Linked DNA regions of Homo sapiens: region 1 is linked to region 2. A link is an interaction called in ENCODE POLR2A ChIA-PET data of the cell type or tissue named here. Cell type or tissue: GM12878. All regions are shown on one strand. Links, peaks and the distances in the headings refer to the core of each region. The heading gives the core; the rest is flanking DNA. Region 1 holds the start of LOC107985535 (a long non-coding RNA gene). Region 2 overlaps WNT7B (Wnt family member 7B).

Evidence for each region. ChIA-PET counts read pairs that join two places held together with the same protein. Peaks named below come from ENCODE experiments on the same cell type or tissue, not always from the same donor. Only the 100,000 strongest peaks of a DNase experiment are listed, where the experiment ranks them.
Region 1: POLR2A ChIA-PET joins it to region 2 with 10 read pairs; 2 of 35 experiments call an interaction of 5 or more read pairs at or near these places.

Annotation. Positions count from the first base shown.
Region 1 is chr22:45,881,239-45,897,233 of GRCh38, forward strand. LOC105373071 reads left to right here. Exons shown (of 6, transcript XR_007068133.1): 3 at 1-3,163; 4 at 3,874-4,571; 5 at 4,738-4,847; 6 at 12,593-13,178. LOC107985535 (a long non-coding RNA gene) reads right to left here and starts at 6,488. Exons shown (of 3, transcript NR_171771.1): 1 at 6,408-6,488. RefSeq lists enhancers at 1-504, 14,371-15,254, 15,255-15,995. In GM12878, for the core only: no CTCF peak of the experiment used is centred there; no DNase peak of the experiment used is centred there.
Region 2 is chr22:45,945,865-45,953,864 of GRCh38, forward strand. It overlaps WNT7B (Wnt family member 7B), which reads right to left. Exons shown (of 4, transcript NM_058238.3): 2 at 4,056-4,282. Among named protein-coding and RNA genes, the nearest start is that of WNT7B, 27 kb to the right of the region's middle. In GM12878, for the core only: no CTCF peak of the experiment used is centred there; no DNase peak of the experiment used is centred there; H3K27me3 peaks cover 172 bases.

The DNA of each region.
Region 1 (15,995 bases), core at 3,947-11,946, 61 kb before region 2:
GACACAAAGGCGCTTGTGGGGAGCTGGTGCTGCGTTTTGTTTGGGTTTGGGTTTTTCGTGCCTAAGCCAGTGAAGCGAGCGAGGCCTTCGCTTAAACTTGACCTCCTGGTGGCTCCCAGCACCCCGCTGGCCAGCCGGTCCCAGGAGGGCTGCAGTAAGTCAGTGAGTCCGGGCCACTTGGATGCCACCCGGCCCCAGCGCCCCCGTGGCAGCTGTTCCCCGGAGAGCAGTGGTGACCATGGGAATGATCGTGACAGTGACAGTGCCCTCCCTGCTCACGGGGTGTCTTCTCATTTCCATGTTAAAGATGAAGAAACTGAGGCCGGGAGGCTAAGCGGCTTGCATCTATGTTCACACAGCCCCACAATGTCCGGAGTGGGTGCTTCCCGCCCAGGCTGTCTCTTGGACGTCCCTGTGCCCAGCCCTGTCCTGGTGTTCCTTGAGGGGAGGAGGCTGGGGCTACCCAGCTTCTGGGGCTCAGGGCCTTTCCATCCTTGGGGACCGCCTGTGGCTGGCAGACACCTCCCATCTCAGGGTCAGACCTCCCTGCTGTCTATCACGCCTTATGGGGGATATGCCCATTGAAGACTTTTTTTTTTTTTGGAGACGGAGTCTCACTCTGTCACCCAGGCTGGAGTACAGTGGGATGATCTCAACTCACTGCAACCTCTGCCACCTGGGCTCAAGCAAGTCTCCTGCCTCAGCCTCCTGAGTAGCTGGGATTACAGGCACCTGCCACTGCGCCTGGCTAATTTTGTAGTTTCTAGTAGAGATGGGGTTTCACCATCTTGGCCATGCTGGTCTTGAACTCCTGACCTCGTGATCCACCCACCTCGGCCTCCCAAAGTGCTGGGATTACAGGCGTGAGTCACCGCGCCCGGCCCCATTGAAGACTTTATCTGTGACCGACATCGTTGAGGATGGGAGGTTGAACCCCAGTGGACAGTCACTTCCACCCTGGCTCTTACGGCTGCACGAGCCAGGCTGAGAATTCTGCAGGTGCCGTTGTCTGTGGTCTGACTGTGACCTGAACCTGGCGGCTGGCAAGCTCCGTGTGTCTCTGAGGCGTCTTGGCTCTGCTGCACCCAGAGGTTTAATGAACGTGAGAAAACATCGCACGGGAGGTGCTGGCAAACCCCCTCCCGACAAGGGCCACAGTCCAGGTCCTGGGAGGGGCTCACGCTGCTCAGCCGCCAAAGATATGGGGAAGCCCCCCAGACCAGTGACCCATTATCCATATCCATGGGGGCCTAAGGAGAAGGGGACTTGCCTTCAGGTAGCTCCCAGTCCGGTGATCCCCCTGCCGACAAGCGCCCATGTGTGTAAAGTGGGGTAATGGAGGTGGCTCAGGGAGCACTGACCGTGAAACAGGCGAAGTGGCCACTGCCTGAGCGTTCCACATTGTTCCAGCGCCAGCCTGACGGGCATTTGTGGGCATTGGGCGGAGCACCTATGACATCGACAGAACCCCAGCGCCCGCCCCAGAGGACAGCGCCGATGGAGAGGAACCAGGGGCACAGAGACGTTAACTGACTTTCTCCCAGTCACACAGCAGTAGAGGAAAGGGCCTAGGCAACCCCACCCTCCCAGGCTCCCAGCAGTAGATGGATGAAGGATGAGGGGACACCTAGGGAGGAGGGCAGGGATGGGAGGACCAGGAGCTAAGGCTGGGAGCCGGGAGGAAGGCGGCCGGCACTCAGGTGAGTGTGGGGCCAATGCCAGGCCCTGGGCGTGGAACCGGGGAGTTCGTGTTTCAGCTCCACAGCCAGGACTCACTTTGCAGGGAGAGCGAGGGGGAGGGTCACCTGCTCCCTGAAGCCAGGTGTGGGCAGTCAGGCTGGCTTCCTCTCCAGGCCACCTCACCCCACTTCCACCCCACCACTTCCACCCCACAGGAGGAGCGTGGGCAGGCAAGTCCCGGCAAGGGTGCTGCTTTCCTGGGCCTGAGCCACGCCCAGTGGCCGTGGGGCTGGGGAGATGGCAGATGTGGGGGAGAATGTTGAGGCTGGTGATCGGTGATAGCTGCGGCCCAGCCAGTTTGGGTACTGCATGCGCCATCCAAAGCCCCGAGGCCCGGGAGACGAGCCAGCCCAGTCAGATCGCCAGTGGAGAGCCAGGCCGGGCAGCTGGGAGACCTGGCTGCAACGGTGCCTCTGGGCTCCAGGGGTAGGTTTGGCCTCAGCGGTCCTGACTCAGGATGCCCCGGCCTTCTCCACGGGTGCCCAGCACAGGGGCTCCTCCCAGGGCCAACACTGCACTCTCCAAGGATTTACTCTACCCTCTGGAGTGGGACCCCTGGCATCACCCGTGCCACCCCACCTTCCTTGCTGGGCCAGCCTCCACACGGCCGAGAGTGATGATGTGGTTGATAATCACCACCACCATTATCGAGCCCATTTCACATGCTGAGCCCTGAGCCCCAGACACACATAGCCTGGGCTCGTCCCCTCCTGCCCTGCTCCCGCGCTGTTCGTACCCTCAAGGTCCCTGTGTGTGTTTGCTGCAAGCGGCATTTGGGTAGGTTCTTTGCATCTGTTTTCTCTACTCCTTGCAACAGCCTTGTCCCCATTTTACAGATGATAAATTGAGCCACGCAGAGGAGAGGTAACTCCCTCCTGTCCTCAGAGTGTCCCGAAGACCCTCCTTTGCCTGGTGAGTGACATACTAGAGCCCGCACGGTGACAGCTCAGGTATGTGGCACCCCTCGGACCCACCCCTCCCTGGGTGGAGTGGCCCAGCTGTGGTGGGCACTTCCTCACCCAGCCGTGGGCACAGGCCAGACCCTGAGCCCAGCGGCCCTGTAATTTCAGATGTAGCTGGGCATGTGTGTGTTATTGGGTGATACTTAAATCCTAACCTTTTCAAAAGCAAACCCAAGTAAGCACATATTGGAGAACCATAATTCCAAGCTTGGAGGCCTCCCTCAAGGCGATGGGGAGTGTGGCATCGTGACCGCTAACCCGGTCCCTCCGCGGCCTTGGGTTTAAAAGCGTCTGTGTCCAGCCGGGAGGTGAACTCCTGACAGCAACGCCCGTCCAGCCCACACCTCTGCCTGGCAGTGTGCAGCAGGACCCCTGAAGCCCAAGTCGAGAGCAGCGCCTGGTCTCCACCCGAGACTGGGTGGCGGAGAAGCGCTGCCTCTGACCTCAGTGAGCATGGAGAGGTGAGATGCCTGGCGGCCCACGCCATTGAAGGCACAGCTGAGGGCTGGTCAGGGCAGGTAACTGGGAAGGCTGTGGATGCCTCGGGCCCCCAAGCAAACAAAGCCTTTGAGGGAGCCCAGGGTCCTGACCGGGAGCGATGCAAGGCCCCCGGCTGCAGGGACAGCTTGGGAAGGGCCCCCGCTCACTCCAGCTGCACTTTGTGGGCCGTGGGGAGCTAAGGGATGTGTTCAAGGAATGCAGATGTGTTTCAGGAATAAACCAGCCCAGAACCCCCTGGCAGCTGGCAGGGAGTTCCCCACCCTTATCTCATTGCAGGCTGCATGGTGTGGCCAAAGGCACTGAGCCAGGCTTTCCCTCGTGGGAACCAGGGCAAGGGCCTGGCCCAGCCTGGGGACTGCAGTGGTCTCGCTTGGGTTTGCTGTGCAACTGGGTAGCGGTGGTGCCTGCCCCGAGCCCTCGGTCCAGTCAGTGAGGGTGTGACAGCGAGATGAGCCAGGAGACGATGTTCTCCCTCAGCACACGACTGTCCCTGAGAGGCCACCAGGACCTGGCTGTCATTGTCCCTGTCACTGACAGCTGGAGAGGATGCCCAGGCTGTGGGCAGGGCAGTGTGGGAAGGGGGCTGGGCAGGAGGTGCTGGGACAAGGCCAGGCTCCTTCCTGCTGGCTTCCCTCGTGTGTTGATGGGCTATATGTTTTCTTTGATTAAGGCGGTGACAGGTTTGGACAGTAGAGATTTCAGCAATTTCTGGAAGGGTGAGTTGGTGCCGCACAACCTTGCCTGGGAACTGGGACACACGGCCTGGACCAAGCTGTGGTGACAGGGACACCCCTCCCAAAGCCTGGGTTGCCTGCTCAGCCTCACTCCCCCCAGCCTGCATGTGGCCGCCCCTCCCCTCAGCGAATTTGTCTGTTTCCCCATCCACCTGCTCCCAGGCTTCATTTGAGGCTGGGTCCGAGCACCGCCCCGCAGCCTTCCTGGCCCCAGCCCTTCACAGGAGCCTGCTCGGGGAGCCTCGTGGGCGTCAATGGAGCTGGACGGGGGGCTTCCTCTGCACCCCCAGTGCAGAGGTGGGGAGCCCTGCCAGGGGTGACTGCCTCCCACTACCCCATGGGGCCCACAGAGTTGGCCAAGATGGCCCCCTTCCCACGGGGGCTGAGCAGGGCCCCACTCCCCAGGGACGGGGACTTGTGGGACCAGGAGACACAGCCCAGGGCAGTGGCCGAAGCCACTGCCCCTCCCACCACACCCTCTCGGGCTTGCACTGGTCCCCAGCCCCATGCCTCCCCTGCTCTTCATGTTCATCTTCAGGGGACCCCCTCTGTCCCTGACTGTCCCCTCGCCACCACAGCCTGTCTCATCCATCTCAGCTCACCACTCCCACCGCCCAGGGGGTCTCCCTGCCAGGTGTGAACTAGGGGTGGTGGGGTGGGTGGAGGGGTGAGCGTGTGCCCTCTTCCTGTGCTGGGGGAGCTGGGGGTGTCAGGTGTGGAGGGAGGAGCCTGGTGGCGAGGCCTGGAGGGACCAGCAGGGGCCGTGGAGTCCTGGGCCTGTGGTGCATCCCCCACTTCAGTCTGAACAGGACCTGCCTCGGAAGCAGAATCGGATTCCGCTGACTGGGACAACGTCACGTGACAGCGAGTCCAGCGCCCGGGGCCTGGGAGAACAAAGGCGGCTGACCCGGTGAGCAGCAGTGACCGAGCATCCAGGGCTGCTCGCTGGCTCTCTCCAAACACATTAGTGGGCTTGTCAGAGATGCATGCTCCCCTCCGCCCTCATTCACGATACAAATGCCATTCCCAGGTGGCTTCGGGCCAGACGCACTCTGCTTGAATGCCCGCCGAAGCAGGTCCCAGCCCCAGACCTCAGCAGTCTCTGCCCCATGCGAGCCCAGTGCTGCCATCTGCATCTGGAAGGGGGCAGAGGGGGCCCAGGGCACTGATGAGCACTGGGCTGGGCTGCCTCCTCATCCGGGGCACCCTGCATCCGGCCTGCCCCCAACACTAGGGCCTGACGCATCTTCCCGTGCCACCTAAGGAGGGTCCTAGGGGGCCATGTGCTCCCAGGCCCTCCACGTCAGGTTCTCGGGAGGGAGGGCCTGGAAGGACTCAGAGCCTGCCTGATTCAGGGTGTCTTGCTTAGGTACAACCCCTGCCCCACCCACCCCAGCACCCTCCTTCCCGCCCCTCTCCCGGCAGTTCTTCCCTCTCTCTGTCACCCAGGCCCACGCATATTCTTTCTACATATTTCACTCGGATGCTCCCTCCTCCAGGAAGCCCTCCCTGACTGCACCCCAGCCCAGCAAGCCTAGGTGCTGGCCATGCTTCAAATATCACATACACACGTACTCACATGCTCACACATGCACACATGTACTCACACGCTCACACATGCACACACACACTTCCCCTCCCACAGCCACCATATGGTGGGAGGCGAAGTTTCCATCTCCTGTGTTGATCAGAGTTCACTAAGTGTAGGGACCATGTTTTGATCACCATGGGATCCTTGGCCCCAGCCAGACCCAGGGCCTGTTGTAGGACCCCGGGAAATGTTTGCTGAGAACCGGGAGTATCTGCAGCCTGCAATGGTGCAGACAGCGGCTGCTTCTCTGTGACACCGCGGCCAGGCCCCCAAAGGTTCTGGGTCATGCAAAGGGCAAGTTACCATTTTTTGAGCAACTGCTATGGGCCAAGGGCAGTGCTGATTTGTACAAATCACCTCATTTCCTATTGTTCCTAATGGTTTTGTGAGCATTTTCACCCCCACTGGAGAGTCAGGGAGATGGAGGCTCAGAGAGGAGGCCAGGAGCAGAGACTGTGGGAGCAGAGACACCTGACCACAGTGTCCCCAAGGTGCCGGAGCCCAGGCAGGCTACACACATACACACACATTCACACACACATTCACATTCTCACGCACACATAGGCACTCACAGGCACTCACACACATTCACACACACACACATTCACACACATGCACTCACATTCACACACATACACTCACACACATGCGCACTCACATCACACATGCACATTCACTCATGCACGCACTCACACATGCACGTTCACACACAGTCACACATTCACACACACATTCACACTTTCTCACTCCAGTTCACACTTTCTCACACACAGTCACACTCACATGTACTCACATTCACACACATGCACTCATACACACTCATACACATGCACACTCACACATTCACGCATGTACTCACACATTCACGCATGTACTCACACGCTCCTGGCTCTCCAGGTGCCCTCCAGGTGGCCTGCAGACCTCGGCCAGGCCTTCAGTCACATCCTGGTGGAAGACTGTGGCCGAAGCCTGGAGCCAGGCCAGGCGGGTGCCTGGACTGCCTCCCTGGGCACCACCTGATGGGGGCTGGACCCGCCCAGTTGCTTCCTCGTCAGAACCTGCCTTTCCTGCTGGGGTGAAGCCAAGGCTGTCCTCCCTGCCCCCACGGCTGCCACATGCTCCTGGCCATAAGCAGAGCTGACGGGCCCCAGATGGGAGTTGGGGCAGGCTTTGGAGGGTGGCAGGGCCCAGTGATACTGGGGGCTCTACCTTCCGGCTGGGCGCGCCCCACCTTGGCTGATGGAAGATGACCCAGTCCTGGCCAAGGCCCGGGCACTTCCTCACAGGCCCTGCACCCGGGTCCCATGTGGGACAGGGCCAGGAGTCCCCGTGGGGACAGGGTAAGCTTCCCTCAGGATGGCACGAGGTCTCAGGATGAGTTGTGGTGTCAGTCCCAGCTGAAGGGGGGCCCACCTTGTTTCTAGCTCTGGCTCTGGTGAGTCCCTTTGTGCCTCAGTTTCCCTGGATGTAAGTGACACGGCACCCACAGGGGCACTTTTGCGGACTTGGCAATGTAATCATGGCACGTGAGAGGCTGGCAGACGGCGGGGCTACCCGCTTGCTCTTCTGGTCTCCAGAACATGCTCCTTCCAGGCACAGTCCCCTTGTTCAGCCCTAGACCTGACCCTTCTTCCAGCTTACCCGGGCACCCCAGTTCCCAGAGGAGGCCTTCTTCCTGATTACTGTACACATCCCAACACACCTCCCCTGCCCCTCACACACATGCCCCGCACCCTGTGCCAGCTCACCCGGGCACCCCAGCTCCCCACTCTCTCTCCTCTTGAATAGACACCAGCTCTTAGAATGGCTGCAGCGGCCCTCACAGGCCCACCAAGCACTTCCATTCTGGCTCTCCCTGGACAGCTTGGGAAGAGTTTTCTAAACGCAGAAATGAGCCCACGCCCCCTGCCCTCGGCTCTCACCAAGCCCCCTGGGCGCTCTCACAGCAGGGCCGCCACCCACCCAATGCCCACTCAAATGTGCCCTCCAAGACCTCCCTCCTTCCCTCTCCCTGCCTGGCCCCTCAAAACCCCACACCTGCTGTTGGCCCGAGACTCCCCGCAGTCCCTCCTTGCCCGGGTCCGCCATGGACCCTGGGCACAAGTATGGGGTCGCCTGCTCATTGACAAGCCCAGGGCTCAGTCTCTGATCCTCAAAAAACCCTCAGGCAGGTGAGGCTTGGGGCAGCCAGAGGCCTCCTGCTATGGTCCCGCTCCAGGTGTCCGAGCCGGGACGGGCTCCAGGGTCCTTGCTGCCCGCTGCGGGCTCCTCTTCTGGGCCCCCCTCCGCCCACCCTTCCCTGCATCTCAGGTCTCACTGTGACCCCTGGCAGAGGGGCACACTGCCATCTGGAGCAGAAGGTGGCCTGGCAGGGGCCTGGCTTGGCTTCTGGCCTGTGGTCACTCCTTGGCCACCTATGCCAGGGGCAGCACTGAGCCCCCCAGGACAGGCTGTCCCTGAACAGAGCGGTGAGGATGAGGGGCTCCCAGCCGCGGCCCCAAAGACTACCTGCCACCCCACCTCGCCATTCTGCTGTCCCCTCTGCCCCTGAAGCACATGGACTCTTTCTGAGACATCGGCTTTAGCGTTGCTGGCTGGGCTCCTCTGGGGGTCGCTGGCCATCAGGCTAAAGGGGTCTTGCCCACCCAGGCATGGAGAGGCCAGCCAGGGGTCTGAGGTCCATCCGAGTAGCCAGGCGCCATCTGGGAGATGACCTCCAGCCTCGGGGCCAGGCTGGGTGGGTGCTGAAGGCAGCAGGGACCTGAGTGTCTCTTGCCGTCCCTCTCAGGCCTCCTCTGGGGGTTGGGGGGCCTTTCAAGGATGGAGAGGACCGTCAGCGAGTCGTCCCGCCCCATTTTGTTCCCATCCTGATGGGAAGCTCCGGTGGGGCCCCTCGCCCTCCCGGCGGGGCCGTGACTAAAGCCCGATCCCCCTTCCGCCCCAGTCACTGGGCCTGGCTTTGTGCGCCGGGCCTTTCTTTCTCTGCCGGACCGTGGAAAAGGCGGCGTCAGCGCCGGCTTTGTCTGGCCCCGCCGCGCCGCTGTTCTCAGGGCTGGACAAAGCCGCCCGCTTCACAGCCGCCCGGGCGGATGCAGCCCATTCACTGTTTGGATAATTCGACCACAAAAAGCGTGTGGCCCTTTCGCCTCCATCGGCGGGACTCGGCACCCCGCCCCCACGGCCTTTCAGGGCTCTCGGGAGGGAAAATTCCCACAGGTCCCACAGGCAGGCAAGGGCCCTGGAAAGACAGCGGCTTCGGCCTCCAGCGGCCCCTGCCCAAATCCCGGTACCGGCTCTGCGGCCCGGGCGAGGGACCGATTCTCCATCGGAAAACAGGACGAGAGGCCCCCACCCCAGAGGCAGGGTCCTGGGGCCCTGAGGAGCTCTGCCCTTCCCCTCTCCCCTGGGAACCAGCGCCAGGCTCTGGGCAAGTCACTCCCTCCCTCCGGCCTCAACTTAGTTCTTAGAGCTGCAAAAACGGGGGATAAATCATGTTTGCGTCCCAGGGGGTCACAAGGCCCGGGTGGGACCACCAGTCCCAGAGCTTGGCACGTGGTGAGAATTGGAAAGCCGTCAGCCCTTCCTCCCACACCCACGGGGCTGCGCTGTGCCCCACAGGCTGCACAGGGTGCGGGGCGTGTGTGTGCGGGGCGTGTGTGTGAGGGGCGTGTGTGTGAGGGGCGAGTGTGTGAGGGGCGTGTGTGTGCGGGGCGAGTGTGTGAGGGGCGAGTGTGTGCGGGGCGAGTGTGTGAGGGGCGTGTGTGTGCGGGGCGTGTGTGTGCGGGGCGTGTGTGTGCGGGGCGAGTGTGTGAGGGGCGTTTGTGTGAGGGGCGTGTGTGTGAGGGGCGAGTGTGTGCGGGGCGAGTGTGTGAGGGGCGTGTGTGTGCGGGGCGTGTGTGTGAGGGGCGAGTGTGTGAGGGGCGAGTGTGTGAGGGGCGAGTGTGTGAGGGGCGTGTGTGTGAGGGGCGTGTGTGTGAGGGGCGTGTGTGTGAGGGGCGTGTGTGTGAGGGGCGTGTGTGTGCGGGGCGAGTGTGTGCGGGGCGAGTGTGTGCGGGGCGAGTGTGTGCGGGGCGAGTGTGTGCGGGGCGTGTGTGTGCGGGGCAGGGAGGTGTGTTGGGATGTGTGCAGTAATCAGGCTGCCACACTGAGAAAGGGATGCACCGCTAGACCCCACGAGCAAGGGCCCTCCACGTCCTGTCAGACCTAAAACCAACTTTCGGCCCAAGACCAGCCTCATTTCTCCAGAGGATGTTGTCTGAGAAACCGCCTTCCTCCCTGCTCCGACCCCTTCCCAGCTCCCCGCACGGCCCTCGCCTCCTTCCTCCCAGGAGCTCTGGCCGCAGCCCCGGGCTCTCCCGTACCCACCGTTCTCCCAGCCCAGCGTCTGTCCTTCAGGAACCCCGCCGGCCCCACCTCCGCGGTCTCCATCGCGGGTCCCAGCACCGCCCTCCCTCTCCTGGTAGCTGCAGCAGCACCTGCCCCACGTCCCCCGGCCCCCCACAGCCTCTGCTAGAGGCTCACCCCGCGTCCTCACCCCGCGTCCTCACCCCGCGTCCTCACCCCGCGTCCTCCTCACCCCGCGTCCTCACCCCGCGTCCTCACCCCGCGTCCTCACCCCGCGTCCTCGCGCCCTCACACCTGGCTTCATCCACCCCAGCCACAGATGTTTTCTGGGCCTCAGTCCCCCTCATCCTCTGCTGCTCCTCCCACGGCCCCCCCACCCTGGGGCCCACTCCCTCCCCGCCTTCAGGTCTTGGCTGTGGGGACACTTCTCGGTGAGGCCCCGCTTCCACCCCATCCCTCAGGGCCCTGCCCTGCGCCAGCCCAGGGGCCCCGCAGGATGTTCACCACCGCCCAGCGCTTCCCTTCCTCTTTCGCGTTCTGTGTCTGCACTGGAGCGGCCGGCCCGGCAGGTAGGCTTTGGTCTGTCTTGTTCACCGCGGTGGCCCAGTGCCCACACGCGCCCGCGCCCCGCGGGAAGTAGCTAAGTACTGTTGGGAGTGAGTGTGGACACCTAGTACCCCACCCCCGGGATCGGCCACACCTGTGTGCACAGCGCCCCTTCCCCACCCAGCAGCCTATCCCTGCCTGATCTGTCTCCCTCTGCCTCTCTTCCCCTCCAAGCCATGAGCCCCTGTGGCCCCCACACCAGGCCAGACACCCCAAGGGCCACCTTCAAATGTGGTCTGTGTGTGTGGAATGAACAAAGGAGCAGGCTGAGCCCGTGCCCTGGGGGATCAGTGCCTGTAGCAACCAGAACCAGCAGAGTCCCAGCCCCACCCACCTCACCCGGACAGCCCCCCGAGGGGTGCGCCGACCGGGGTGCCTCCAGGCCTGCCGTGACTCTCTTGACTGAAGTGGGCAACAACCCCTCCATCTCCTTGGCCACACCCGGGCCCCGGGCACTCTCAAGCCCCCATCTCTGCACCCCTCGGTGTGGTCACGCTGCTCCCCGGGCCATGCAGACAGCCATTTGCAGGGACCCTCTCTGGAAGGAGAAGGGCTGGCCCAGAGCCCCAAGACCTGAACACCCCAGACCCTCGCCCACACGCAGCAGCCTCTGGAGAGAGCTCCTGCCCAGCCCGGGGCATCCCTGTTCAGGTGGCCCTCTGGCGTCTTGGTAGCGGCTGCCTGGAGCTGCTTTACTGGGAACACCTAAGCCCTGCGGAACCGATTCTCCCCCCTGCTCCCGGGCTTCCCTGTCTGGGCAGGGCCCTGGGCTGCGGGGGCCGCCTCAGGAGGCCTTGGCAGCTGTGGTCTGGGGCTGTGGTGAGCAGGCTGGGGCCCCACTGGGGCCTGGCTGGGACGTGTGAGCAGCCTCTGGCCTGGCAGGTCCCCTCCTGCCTCATGTGCTCAAGGCCCTGGGGAATCAGCTCCTGACAACATGAGAAGGGGCATCCTGCAGGTCAGTCACCCCATTTTACAAGTGGGGAAACTGAGGCGGAGGAGGGGACCTGCTGGAGGCTGAACAGGAAGGAAGCAGCACTGTGAGGCTGAGAAGCCTGGCAACTGCCCATAGACCAGACCCCTCTGCTGGGCCAGGCTACGCCAGCCCCTGGAAGCCCTCTCAGTGCAACTGCTTTTAGTGCACGGATCACTCGGTGATTCCCAAACAGTGTCCCACGGAACCCCATGAGATAGGACATGCCTGACCACAGAAGGGCTCGGGGGCCAGGGAGGACAGGAGATGCCACGTGAGGCATCAAGCCATGGCATGAAGCCAGTGGCATTTCAGGCTGGTAAGAGAAGTGGCGTTGGAACCAGATATCCTGGGGAGCCACCTCCGGCCAGGGCCCTGTGGCCCCTTCCCCACATGCAGCACCCGCACACCCTATGCCCCCGGCCTTGCCCACCAGGCAGGCATGGCTAGACATGGGTTCAGTCTCTGTTCCACCCTGGCTCAACCTGGGTGAGGCACCTGCTGACCCAGAGCCTGTTTCCCCACTTGTGTCTCAGGGGACTAAGACCCACCCACCGCCTCAGACTGTGTGTGGCTATAAGCCAGTGAAAAAGCCCACATGTCCTCCTGGGGCCTACCTCTCAGACCCTGGCCTCCTAGGGGCTGGCTGCACCTTGGCAGGTACCTGCGGCCCTGGCCGTCGCGGCCTGTGCTTCCAGAAGCTGGGCAGGGCAGCTTGAGGGGAACCCTGGGATGGAACTTGCAGCCACCCTGGCTGGGGACAGCTGGGACCACCCCTACTCCTGAGACACCACCAGCAAATTGCAAATTCCAATGGCAGCTAGATTTTTCACCCGATCTATGCAATCAAGGTAAAGCTTTTAGAAGTTGATTCTGTCTAGAGTGACTCATTAGACATGATCGTGAATGCTCTTGCAAATTCAGTTTAAAAGTTCAGCACGAAGGCAAAATTGTTTGTTTTTGCAGTGATGATAGACACAGAAATTCTGTGGTAAAAGCAATGTTCTCATTAAAGTCAGACACCAAATGGGGTAGAGACGAGCTTGGTGGTGACGCTCACAGAATTCATAACTGCGGCTGTGACCAGGTGGCAAAGCAGAGGCTGTGGTTATTCACCTTTGCCACTGTCTTCCGGTGTGCCCAGTCACAGGAGCTGCACGGCAATGCATCTGAGACCATGCGGTGTCACCTTCACAGAAGTGCTCTGGCACAGAGACTCCAGCCTTGCCGGCCTCTCGCCTCCCAAGCACAGAAGCCTCCAGAACGCTGCTTCAAGGACAAGCCCAGGAGACCTGCCATGCTCATGCGTGTCTTTGGAAACAGGTTCTCTAAATTTTGCTTGTGGTTTGTTAAAAAAAAAAAAAAAATCAGAAGTGTAATCAAAGACTTCAACAAACGAAGCACCAAAACACTTCAGCTTTGAAATGTAGAATTGCAATGACTGGAAACACGGCTCGCAAAGCAAAAGACATTAAAATTCAGTCATCCCTACAGAAGCCGGACAGGAATTGATCACATCCACTAGTGAAGGCTCAGAAAGTGACAAGATTTCATTTGGAAATCGTACCTGTGTCCTTGGGAACATCCTGAACCTTGGGAAGCATCAGCTCATGGAGTTCCTATTAACTGGATAAATTTATATTCTAGATTGAAATGGAATGGAATTAAGTAGGCCCACGGTTTTGCAGCACGTACATTTGAAGAATCATTAAAAATCATCATAGAAACAATTTATTTGACGAGATTTGTCTTGTACAAATATTTGTTAAATATTTGTACTCCGAACGGAGGCCAAAAGACAGCACCTGTGGGAAACTTTAGGCTGAAATATTTACACATTTCAACGCAAAATGTCAGAACTGAGAATCTGCCGTGTGCTCACAAGGTACCCCAACCCTGCAGAGAGAGACAATTTTCTTGATCCAAATGTCATCATCTACCCAGAAGTGTCCATGGACAGCACAGATTCACATTCTGGGGCCGTTAAAATGTGAATGTGAGCTATCAATGGACACTTCTGGGTAGATCATGACCTTTGGATTAATTAAGATTGATCCAGGCCCGGCGCAGTGGCTCATGCCTGTAATCCCAACACTTTGGGAGGCCGAGGTGGGCATATCACTAGAGGTCGGGAGTTCGAGTCCAGCCTGGCCAATTTGGTAAAAACTGTCTCTACTGAAAATACAAAAATTAGCTGGGCACGGTGGCAGGTGCCTTTAATCCCAGCTGCTTGGGAGGCTGAGGCATGAGAATCGCTTGAACCCAGGAGGAAGAGGTTGCCGTGAGCCAAGATTGCGCCACTGCACTCTAGCCTGGGTGACAGAGTGAGACTCCATCTCAAAACAAACAAACAAACAAACAACCCAAAAAATTAGCTGGGTGTGGTTGCTGGTGCCTGTAATCCCAGCTACTCGGGAGGCTGAGGCAGGAGAATCACTTGAACCCGGGAGGTGGAGGTTGCAGTGAGCCGAGATTGCACCACTGCACTCCAGCCTGGGCAACAGAGCAAGACTCCCTCTCAAAAAAAAAAAAGAAAGAAAGAAAGAAAGATTAATTCAAACTTTGAAGATTGCAGGAAAATTGATGGAAACAAACTTTAAAAATAATAAGGCCATATTTTAAAAATACACTGTACTGCGAAATACATAGAGACAGATGGGCTCAAAAATGCGAGTATGACCAAGACTCAATATTCCACATGTGTTATTTTTCAAAGGTCAGATAGTCAATATATTGGCACTCACCGTGTGCATGCCAGGCTCTTGGAGGGGACTCGGCCTAGCCCCTGCAGAGGCCACAGCGTAAAGTGGTCAACACCTCGGGGTGGCAAGGGCCCTCGACAGACTCCAACCTGCCTTCCTGATAGCTCCTTCCTGCCTCCTTTTGACTTAAACTTCTCCTCCATCATCACCTCCTCCAGAAGCCTTCCCAGGACCCAGACAGTTTTCCATGGCCCCCGACTTCCCTCATCAGGGCCTTGCCCAGCGAGGAGGCAGTGAAGGCTTCTGGACGAGGGGGCCTGGAGCTTTTTCTTGGAGGTAAGCAGGAGTCTGCCTGGCAGAGAAGGCAGGCGAGGACCCAGGTGGGGTCTGAGGTCAGGCAGGGAAGGTGGAGGGTGGAGGACATGGCTGGGGAGAGGGCTGTGGTCTCAGCAGCACTGAGGTTGGTGGCCCCTGTCCTTGCAGCAGGCCTGGGAAGGACAGGCCTCTGAAGGCCACAGGGAGAAGCCACCCGGTACCAGAGCCAGGCTCTGACCCCAGCCATCCTGCCGGCCGCGGTGCTGCCTCCGTGCATCTTCTCCAGGATGCTGAGCTCTGTCCCCAGAGCCCAGGGGAGGCTTCCATGCTGCAGATCTGGCAATGGGAGTGCTGGGAGCAGCGCCTGTGCAGACTCCGGCTGTGGATGAAGCTTTATTAGCCCAGGCAGGGAGTGGGGCCACACAGCCGTCAGGGCAGCGTTGGGTGGAGAAAAACGTGACAGCGTGCCCCTTACAGATGGAGCCATGGAGGCCAAGGTGCATGGCTCAAGTAGCTGCAGACTGGAGACAGAGCACTGAGCTAGGGGTCCTGAGCCCCTGTCCTCCAGGGCTCTGCCCTTCACACCGAGAACTGCATCCTCAGCCATCAAGGGCCAAGCTGCTCCGGCTGTCCACAGGGGACCCATGGTTGACCAAGGTGGAGGCCCTGGGGATGCAGAACTGGATGCTGGGAAGAGCTGGCTCCTCCTAGCTCTGTTTTACAGAGATGGGAACTGAGGTCTAGAGAGATGCAGCTGGCTTGCCAGAGACCACAAGGAGGGCAGCTGCTTCCCCAGATGCCAGGTCCCTGGGGCTGGAGAGGGGCCTCTGGGCAGAGCCCTTCTCAGGAGGGAGCCTCGTGGTGGCTCTTTCTTATGGAGGAGAATAGAGGGAGGAGGCAGGAGGGGAGGAAGGCAGGCCCTGTCTGACCATGCAGCTTCTTGTAAAAACCTAAGAAAAGCTGCCGGGAAACTCATCCGCAACCGGTTTGGCCAGTTCCTAACATCCTCCCTGAGAACCTGGGTTCAGGCTCACTGTTGCCGAGCCATTCTCCCAGGCCTCCTGTGCGCTATGCGCTGGCCGGGCCTTACGGTGGGGAGGGGCCTCCCCCATGGGCTTCGTTCCCAGGCCTGTAGCATGAGGACTTGTCTGCAGTCACCGAGAGCCCCTCTGGTCCTAACACCCTGGTCACGGCCTGGCACTGAGCCCTGGAGAAAGAGCGTGACGCTGATCCCTCGCTGGCCGCCTGTCCAGCACCAAGCAGGGATCTCGCATCCTCCAGCTTTGGTTTTGCCTCACCCCAGCCCCTGATGGGGGAAACTTTCTCCCAGTCAAGGGAACGTATGTCCCAAGAGGGGCTTGTAAGTGATAGAGAACCAGAGCAGCCCACCAGAGTGATCTTCCCCCACCCACCCTAGCCCCACACAGGAACGCTCCATGGCTCTCCGTTGGCCAGAGTCCAAACTGCCAGGCCTGGAGTTTCAGATGTCTCAGGACACAGCTCTTCCTCCTGCTCCAATCTTACTCCCTA
Region 2 (8,000 bases), core at 1-8,000:
GGTGACAGCTGTGCTGGTGTCCCGGGCCGCTCACGTGAGCATGGATTAGGGGCAGTCTCTATGCCTGGTCATGTCTGAGGCTAGCACATGATGGGCAGGACTCAGCATTCCCTGGCAGCTCAAGGGTGGGGCTAGGGGGCCCAAGAGCACGCAGTCGCTGCCCCAGGCCCAGGCCCGTGGTCCTGGGGGACTCTGGGCTCTAGGGGGATGGGGGCGGCGCAGTGGTTGGAAGGAAGCAGCCTGCAGAGGGAAGCCCTCACCTGCTCAGAATCTCCTATGCCTTCTGGACCCTCCAGAGCTTCACTGGTACTCCAGCCCTGCCCTCACCCTCCAGCCTCTCCTGTTAGCCCTGGAAGCTCCTGTCATTCCTGCAAAAGTGCTCTCGGCTTTCTGGCCCCAGAGCCTCAGCAGATGCTGTTCCGTCCACCTGGCACCCCCTTCCCTGCGCTCACCTCCAGTCTGGCCTGGGTCACCCCCTCCGGGAAGCCCTTGCTGACATCCCTGATTCGATGATAGTGCCTGGTTGAAACTCCCTGCCTTGTTGGGGGGCCCCAGGTTTCCAACAGACTTTCCTGGGATACGAGGTTCTCCTGATGCTCACGCTGCCCCTTCGTTCTCCTGCCCCCACCGTGGCAGAACACTGCTCGGCTGGGGACAGTCACCTCTAAGCTCATTTCCAGTCAACAGAAGACACAAGAGACAAGCCTCTCTCGACACATGAGGAATAGGCCTGGGATGGGCTCAGGAGGCCTCCAGGCACGAGGGGGACCACAGCAGTGGAGGGGGGCCTAGTGTGAGCCTTGACCCTCTGAGGCGAGCAGAGCAACTGGAACCCAGGGGCCCAGGGCAAAGCCAGCACAGGGTCCTTAGAAGAAACCATCTGTCTAATGGGGAGAAGTGAGCGCCCCATCCCCAGAGGCATACAAGCACCCACACCAGGTGATGGAAAAGGGATTGGAACTTTGCACAGGGGATTGATTTGCCCTTTTAAGGGGTACCCTTTCAGCCCTCGAGATTTAGGCACAGCCCAAGGTCAACGCCTGAAAGGGGCTGTCCCACCCACACAGGCCAAGCCCCTTCTCAGGGCCAATCATTAATTGGCACTGCTTGAGTGGCTGTTCCCACGAGTGTCCTGGCAGCCTGCCAACCTATGGCCCAGCTCCCAGCCCATGCCAGGGCACCCAGCTGGCCTCGGACATGGCTGGCCTCCCTGATCAGCCCCTCTTCCTGCTCATGACTCCCCGCAGCTGAGCCCTGGAAGGGGAACGGGGCCTGGCGTGCTTGGGGAGGAGAGAGGAGTCAGATACGCCCGAAGCTCTGATTCTCAGAAGGGATGTGGGGAACCAGGGTGAATATGGGAGGCAGCTACTGAGATTCCCGGCTAAGAAGTTCACTTTATCCTGAGGCCATAAGGAGCTACTGCAGGTTTTGGAGGAAGAGCTTCTGTTTAACTCAGCAACTAGGGCTGGTGTGGGCAGGAGGCAGTGACAGCTGCCAGGGGAGGGCCAGAAAAGCAGACCATGCTGCAGCCATAGGGCAGAGCCCTGAGGTGTATGGGGAAATGATACCAGGTTTCTGCTGAGACAACTGGCCGGGAGAAAGCTGGGGACAGGAGATTTAAGTAACGGGTGCTGAGTGTGTCAGGCCAGAGGTTCGCATGGGTCGCAGGGAATGGAAGCCATGAGCAGGAGTGAGCCTGCGGCCAATAGGGCAGAGCGGGGCGAGGGGGCCAAGGTGCACCTGGAGGAGCTGCCACTTCCCAGCTGGGACTGGGCAGAGAAGTCCAGGCTACAAGCCGGGGCCCAGAAGCCAGGGAAGAAGGGGAAAAGTTGACACCAGGAAGGTCACAAGCGGCCCAGACCAAGAGCAGTAGGGGCGATCAAGGGTGTGAGGTGAGGATGGTGGGTGTGGACAGCTCTGCCAAAATGTTTGCTTCTGAAACGCTCGGGAAAGCAACAGGGGTGTCTTAGGTGGGCTCCCTAGCAGAAGAGACTGAGACGGGATGCAGCGCTCCCAGGATCGAGGAACAGGACAGGACACACAGCCATATGCCACACAGCCTGATCCCCAGGCGAGCTCGGGGACCCCACAGTGATGCCCAGGGTGGCCCACACGTCCCTCACCCCATGTCTCATGGTCCCAAATAAAGTCCAAGCTCCCAGCCCTCTGTCGAGCAGCAGGACGATTTCCACGTCTGCCCCTCTCCTGGCGCAGCGAGGCAGCAAGGATTAGCAGGAACAGCGAGGGACACCTGATCGACGCTCAGCTCCACCACAACTCCCCGGGGGCTCGGCCGGGAGGCAGGGGCACCCACAGCTGCCTCTGAGCCCGCCAGCTCAGCGCTGAGGGGCCAGGCAGGCAGATGGGCCCTGGCATGAGTGAGCACTCGTGCCGACGCCCTCCCCACTGGGGTGGATGGGCAGCCCTGCCTGCCACAGCTGGCACCTGGAGGGAGGGAACTGCACTTGGGTGGTGGGGCCCCAGGGAGCGGGCGGTGCCACCCTCTTCGCTGTGCCAGGCGCCACCCACAGGCTGCTCACCACAAAGCGGGCCCCAGGGGCTTTTCCCCTGCGCCACCCCCAGCCCCACACCAGCGTTCCAAGCCCTGCAGAACCTAGGTCTGGCCTGTGTCCCGGCAGCTGCGGCTCTGCTCGGCTCCAGGATCAGAAGGACATGTTATGCCCATGGGCTGGGCACCCCTGCAAGCCTGGCACTCTGCCAGTTATCCCCCCCCTCCTCTGCCTCTTGCCACAGCCTGGAGGGCAGGGTACATCACTAGCCCCACTCCCATGCACACAACAGCAGTTTACTGAGCACCTGGGAGAGCCATGGGGACCCACACGAGGGCCTACTGGCTCGGAGCTCACATCACCAGTGGGGAAGCTGAGGCCCTGAGCAGCCCCGAGTGACGTGTTCAAGGTCACACAGCTGGATTCAAACCCAGGTCAGGCTCCAAAGATCCCTTTTTTTTTTTTTTTTTTTTTTTTTTTTTTCCCCTGAGACAGAGTCTTGCTCTTTTACGCAGACTGGAGTACAATGGTGCCATCTCGGCTCACTGCAACCTCTCTCCGCCTCCCGGATTCAAGCAATTCTCCTCCTTCAGCCTCCCAAGTAGCTGGGATTGTCTGGCTAATTTTTGTATTTTTAGTAGAGATGGGGTTTCACCATGTTGGCCAGGATGGTCTCGATCTCTTGACCTCAGGTGATCCACCCCCCTCGTCCTCCCAAAGTGCTGGGATTACAGGCATGAGCCACCAGGTCCGGCCCAAAAGTCACTTTTTAAAGCCCCTCTCTGGGCTCAGTCTCCTTGTCTGTAAAATGGGCATGATGAAGCCTTACCCCCAAGGCTGTGAGGACAGGGAGGGGTTGTGGCCTCAGGGGCTGTGCACAGGCAGCAGGGATCTTGCCAGCCCACCTGGCAGGTTTCGGTGATTGCTTGGTGTCCATCAAACCACTCCCCACACCCGCCCACCCACCCTGCCCTCCGGCCATTGGATTCCCCGTGCTCCACGTGTCATGCTGGAGCATCCTGCACAGTTCACTCGGCTCCCTCTACCCAGCTCCACTCTCGGAATCTACGACATTCACACAGCACTTCCTGTGCCCCAACTACCCCCTGCAGTAAGTGTTACTATTCCCTGCTCTCCAGATACAGGAATGGAGGTTCTGCCAGAAGAGGTAACGTGCCTCCCTCTACACGGCTGCTAGGCAGCGAAAGAATGGGCCCCAACCACTGCACGGCACCGCTAGCACCACCGCGCCACCAGCCTACAGGCCCAAGGGCCCACGGCCACGTCACGACGATGTCCTCCAGCCCCGAGCAAGGACCTTCATCTGCACACAGCCTGGCTCCCATTGAGGCCTCCCCTGCCCCAGAAGCAGTGGTGCTGCCTAGGGCCAGGCCAGGCACGCAGAAGGGCTCACAGGAAGGCAAAGAAATTGGCCCCCCAGGAGATGTGTGCAGAACAGCGGCCTAGGCTGGCCTTCAGTGGGTGGCCTGGCCTACTGCCCCTGGCCACAATGGCTGGGCCCCTTGAGCCCAGAGGCGCCCTTACCTACTCGGAGCTCTTGCCCGAAGACGGTCTTCTCGCCGAGGGCAGAGCAGTTCCAGCGTCCGAAGCGGAACTGGTACTGGCACTCGTTGATGCCCATCTGCGCCCCCTCCCCAATCACAATGATGGCATCGGGCCGACTCTGGCAGATGGCACGCTGCCGCGGGGCTAGGCCAGGAATCTTGTTGCAGATGATGTTGGCTCCCAGGGCCACCACGGATGACAGTGCTCTGTGGAGGGGAGGAGACAGAGGCCGTGAGACGGCGGCGGCCAGCGCCCCTCCTCACCCCCAACACCTTTCCCCCACTCAGCCTCTCAGTCACAGGCCCTGCACTAGCTCCGCCCACCAGGGCACAAGCAGATCCCTGCCCTCAAGGGGCTGTTTCCCATCAACTCACATGCGTGACCCCAGGAGACCACACCAGTTCACCCCAACTCACACGCGTGACCCCAGCCACACACACCCAGGCCTCTGAGCCTCAGAATGGAGAATCACGCAACCGCAAGTCCCACAGCTCTCCAGGCCACTGAGTCAGATACACAGCCCTTCAGATCAGACAGCATCATGCTTGGGATGTGGCAGCCGCCAACTCGGGACTGTCTGCGCTGTCTCTAAGCGGCAGACCCCAACTCCCCGACCAATGGGGCTTTCCCCTCATTTATAAATTCCCCGATGGCCCCTCCATGGCACCTGGGCCAGGCAGGCTGCTGAAAAGGCCGGCAGCCAAGCCCATCCGGTACTGACTCCAGCTCCGACCTGTGTGTAACTTTGAGAAGGCACTCCCCGTCTGAGCCTCAGTTTCCACACCCATGAAATGGGGGTATAAAACACCCATCCCCCACCACCCAACCAAAGGCTCAGACGACCACAGGGAGAAAGCCCGCACCGGGAATGGTGGCTGTTGCTGTTTTCTCTCCTGTCAGGGTGACTGGGTGCACGCAGAGGAAGAAATTAGGCCTGCAGCAAATTGAGCACCTACTGTGTGCCGGGCTTGGCAGGGGCCTTATTGCAACACTGCAGCCTTGCAGTGGTCCACTGAGGGGAACTTTGTCATTAATCTCCTAGCAACTCTCAGGACCTGAAGCCCTAGACAAGAACCCGCAGGTCACGCTCACTCTACTTCAAGTGATATCAGCGGGATTGTCATTTGTTCATTTGTTTGTTTGTTTTGAGACAGAGTTTCGGAGTCTCACTCTGTCGCGCAGGCTGGAGTGCAGTGGTGTGATCTCAGCTCACTGCAACCTCCACATTCCGGGTTCAAGCCATCCTTTTGCCTTAGCCTCCCGAGTAGCTGTACTACAGTTGCCCACCACCACACCCGGCTAATTTTTGTATTTTTAGTAGAGACAGGATTTCACTGTGTTGGCCAGGCTGGTCTCGAACTCCTGACCTCAGGTCATCTGCCCGCCTCGGCCTCCCAAAATGCTGGGATTACAGGTGTGAGCCACTGCACCCAGCCTTGTGTGTTTTTTTAATGAGGTGAAATTCCCATAACATAAAATGAACCATTTTGAAGTGTACAGTTCTGTGGCATTTAATACATTCGGTGTTGTGCAACCTCCAGCACCGTCAGGTTCCCAGATATTTCTGCCACCCCAGAAGGAAACTGTACCCATCAGTCACTCCCCGTTCTCCCCTCCCCGACCCAGCAACCACCAGTCTGCTTTCTGTTCCCATGGATTTGCCCATTCTGGATGTTTCCTATGGATGGAACCATTCATTGTGTGACCTTTGGCGTCTGGCTTCTTTCACTTAGCGTCGTGTTTTCAAGGGTCATCCACGTGGTCACAGGTCAGTGCTTCATGCGTTTGTAAGGCTGAGTGATATTCCATTGTGTGGACAGACCATATTTTGTGTATCCATTCATGGCTGGGCATTTCGGCTGCTTCCACCTTTGGACTACTGTGAGTGATGCCGCCATGAACGTGCGGGTAAGGTTTCTGTTTGAGCCTGTTTTCAGTCTCTGGGGCATGGACCTATGAGTTGCTGGGTCAGGTGGTCCCTTCGCTTTCTGAGGACTTGCCGGACTGCCCTCCACAGCGGCTGCCCCAGTCATCTGGCTTTAAGCACCCATGGAAGGGGCAGTGAGCTGGAAGGAGGGGGGCGGCTGGTTTCAGGCAGACCCGCAGGCAACAGTGGGTTTCAGCACAGCGCTTGGCTTCAAAACAACAGATCAGGCCTGTTTAGTGAGGGGGCAAGATGTGGGAGTTGGGGGGACCGCCGGGGGCTCCCCGAAGCTGATGCCCATGGCCCTGGGCCCCTAGTGTGCTGGGGACCCTTCTTCTACCTACTGCCCGCCCGCCCTTTTCTTGAGGGAAATAAGTCAGTGATTTTCCAGGGCGGCCGAGCACCCACAGCCAGCTGGAAAGTCCCCGTGCGGCCTGAGCCCACAGCACGTGCTGCAGCCGGGCTGCCAGGGTGACACTCAATCCCCGAGGCCCGCCCGGCCCGCCCACTAATCTGGCCAAGACCTCCCTGGGTCTCCCATGGGCACAATGGGCAGAAAAGCCCCAGGCTGGCATGGAGGAAGAGCATCTGGATGGGTGGGGCTGGGAGCGGGCTGGAATCTGGGGAATTCAGCCCAAAGTAATTGTAGATCCTCGGAAAACCGAGCTGGGGAAATGAGATGGATGGGAACCCTGCCGGGCACCCTGTTTGCCGTGGGGCAGAGCCCGCCTCAGTCCCAGCCTGAGGGACACTCTCCAGTCCCAAATTCTCCCAGCAGGCTCAGGGCCGAGAAACCCCCATTATCTGCGGTAGGTGCCCTTGCTGGGGGGACCCTGATGGGACTTAGTGTGGACCCTGGGGGTGGCAATGGATCACTGCCATGGCCAAAGCCCTGGCTTCCCGCCACCAGCCAGCTGTCCACCACCGGCCCTGCCAGCACCCGGATCTGACCAAGTCCGTCTGCTCAAAGCCCATCCATAGCTCTCCATTGCCCAGGGGACCGTCCCAGCCCCTGTGCCTGGAACTAGAGGCCTCATGGGGTCTGGCCTCGGAAGACCCCGCCTCCCAGCTGTGTCTGCTGGTCCCTCCCCTGGCTGCTGCCCCTTCTCCGTTTTTCTGTCTGACATATTCCATTTCCCTTTCAGGGCCCAGGTGAAAGCCCCACTGTGCTCAAGCTCCTGATTCCCTGGCACTGAGGGGGAGCGCGGTGGGCACTGGTTTTGCGGGTGTAGAGCTCATTCTGCAGTCTCACAGTCACCGTGTCCGTGCCCGGCTTCCCCTCACAGCCACCGTGTCCGTGCCCGGCTTCCCCTCACAGCCACCGTGTCCGTGCCTGGCTTCCCCTCACAGTCACCGTGTCCTCGGCTTCCCCTCACAGTCACCGTGTCCTCGGCTTCCCCTCACAGTCACCGTGTCCTCGGCTTCCTCTCACAGTCACCACGTCCATGCCCCGCTTCCCCTCACAGTCACCATGTCCCCAGCTTCCCCTCACAGCCACCGTGTCCATGCCCCGCTTCCCCAGCAGACGGTCGGCCCCTCCAGGACAGTGTCAAGTCTGCGCTCAGCCAGGTCTCCGGGCTGCCGGGTGTGGCCATCCCGAGTGTTTGTGGAATAGATAAATGAGTAAATGAACAAGTCAGTACTTAAGAACCACATCTGAAAGAACTACAACTCAACAACAAAAAGACAAACAACCCAGTGTTACAATGAGCAAAGCGCTTGTAGACATTTCTACAAAGAAGATATACGCACCGCCAACAAGCTCTGGAGAAGACGCTCAACCTCAGTAATCACTGGGGAAGGGCAAACCAAAACCAAAATGAGATGCCACCTCACACCCACTAGGATGGCTATGATTTAAAAAAAAAAAAAAAAAGAAGAAGAAGAAGAAAGAAAAGAACAAGTGTTGCCAAGGATGTGGAGAAATTGAAACCCTCACACATTGACGATAGGAGCGGACAATGGTATAGCCACTGTAGACAATGGTTTGGCAGTTCCTC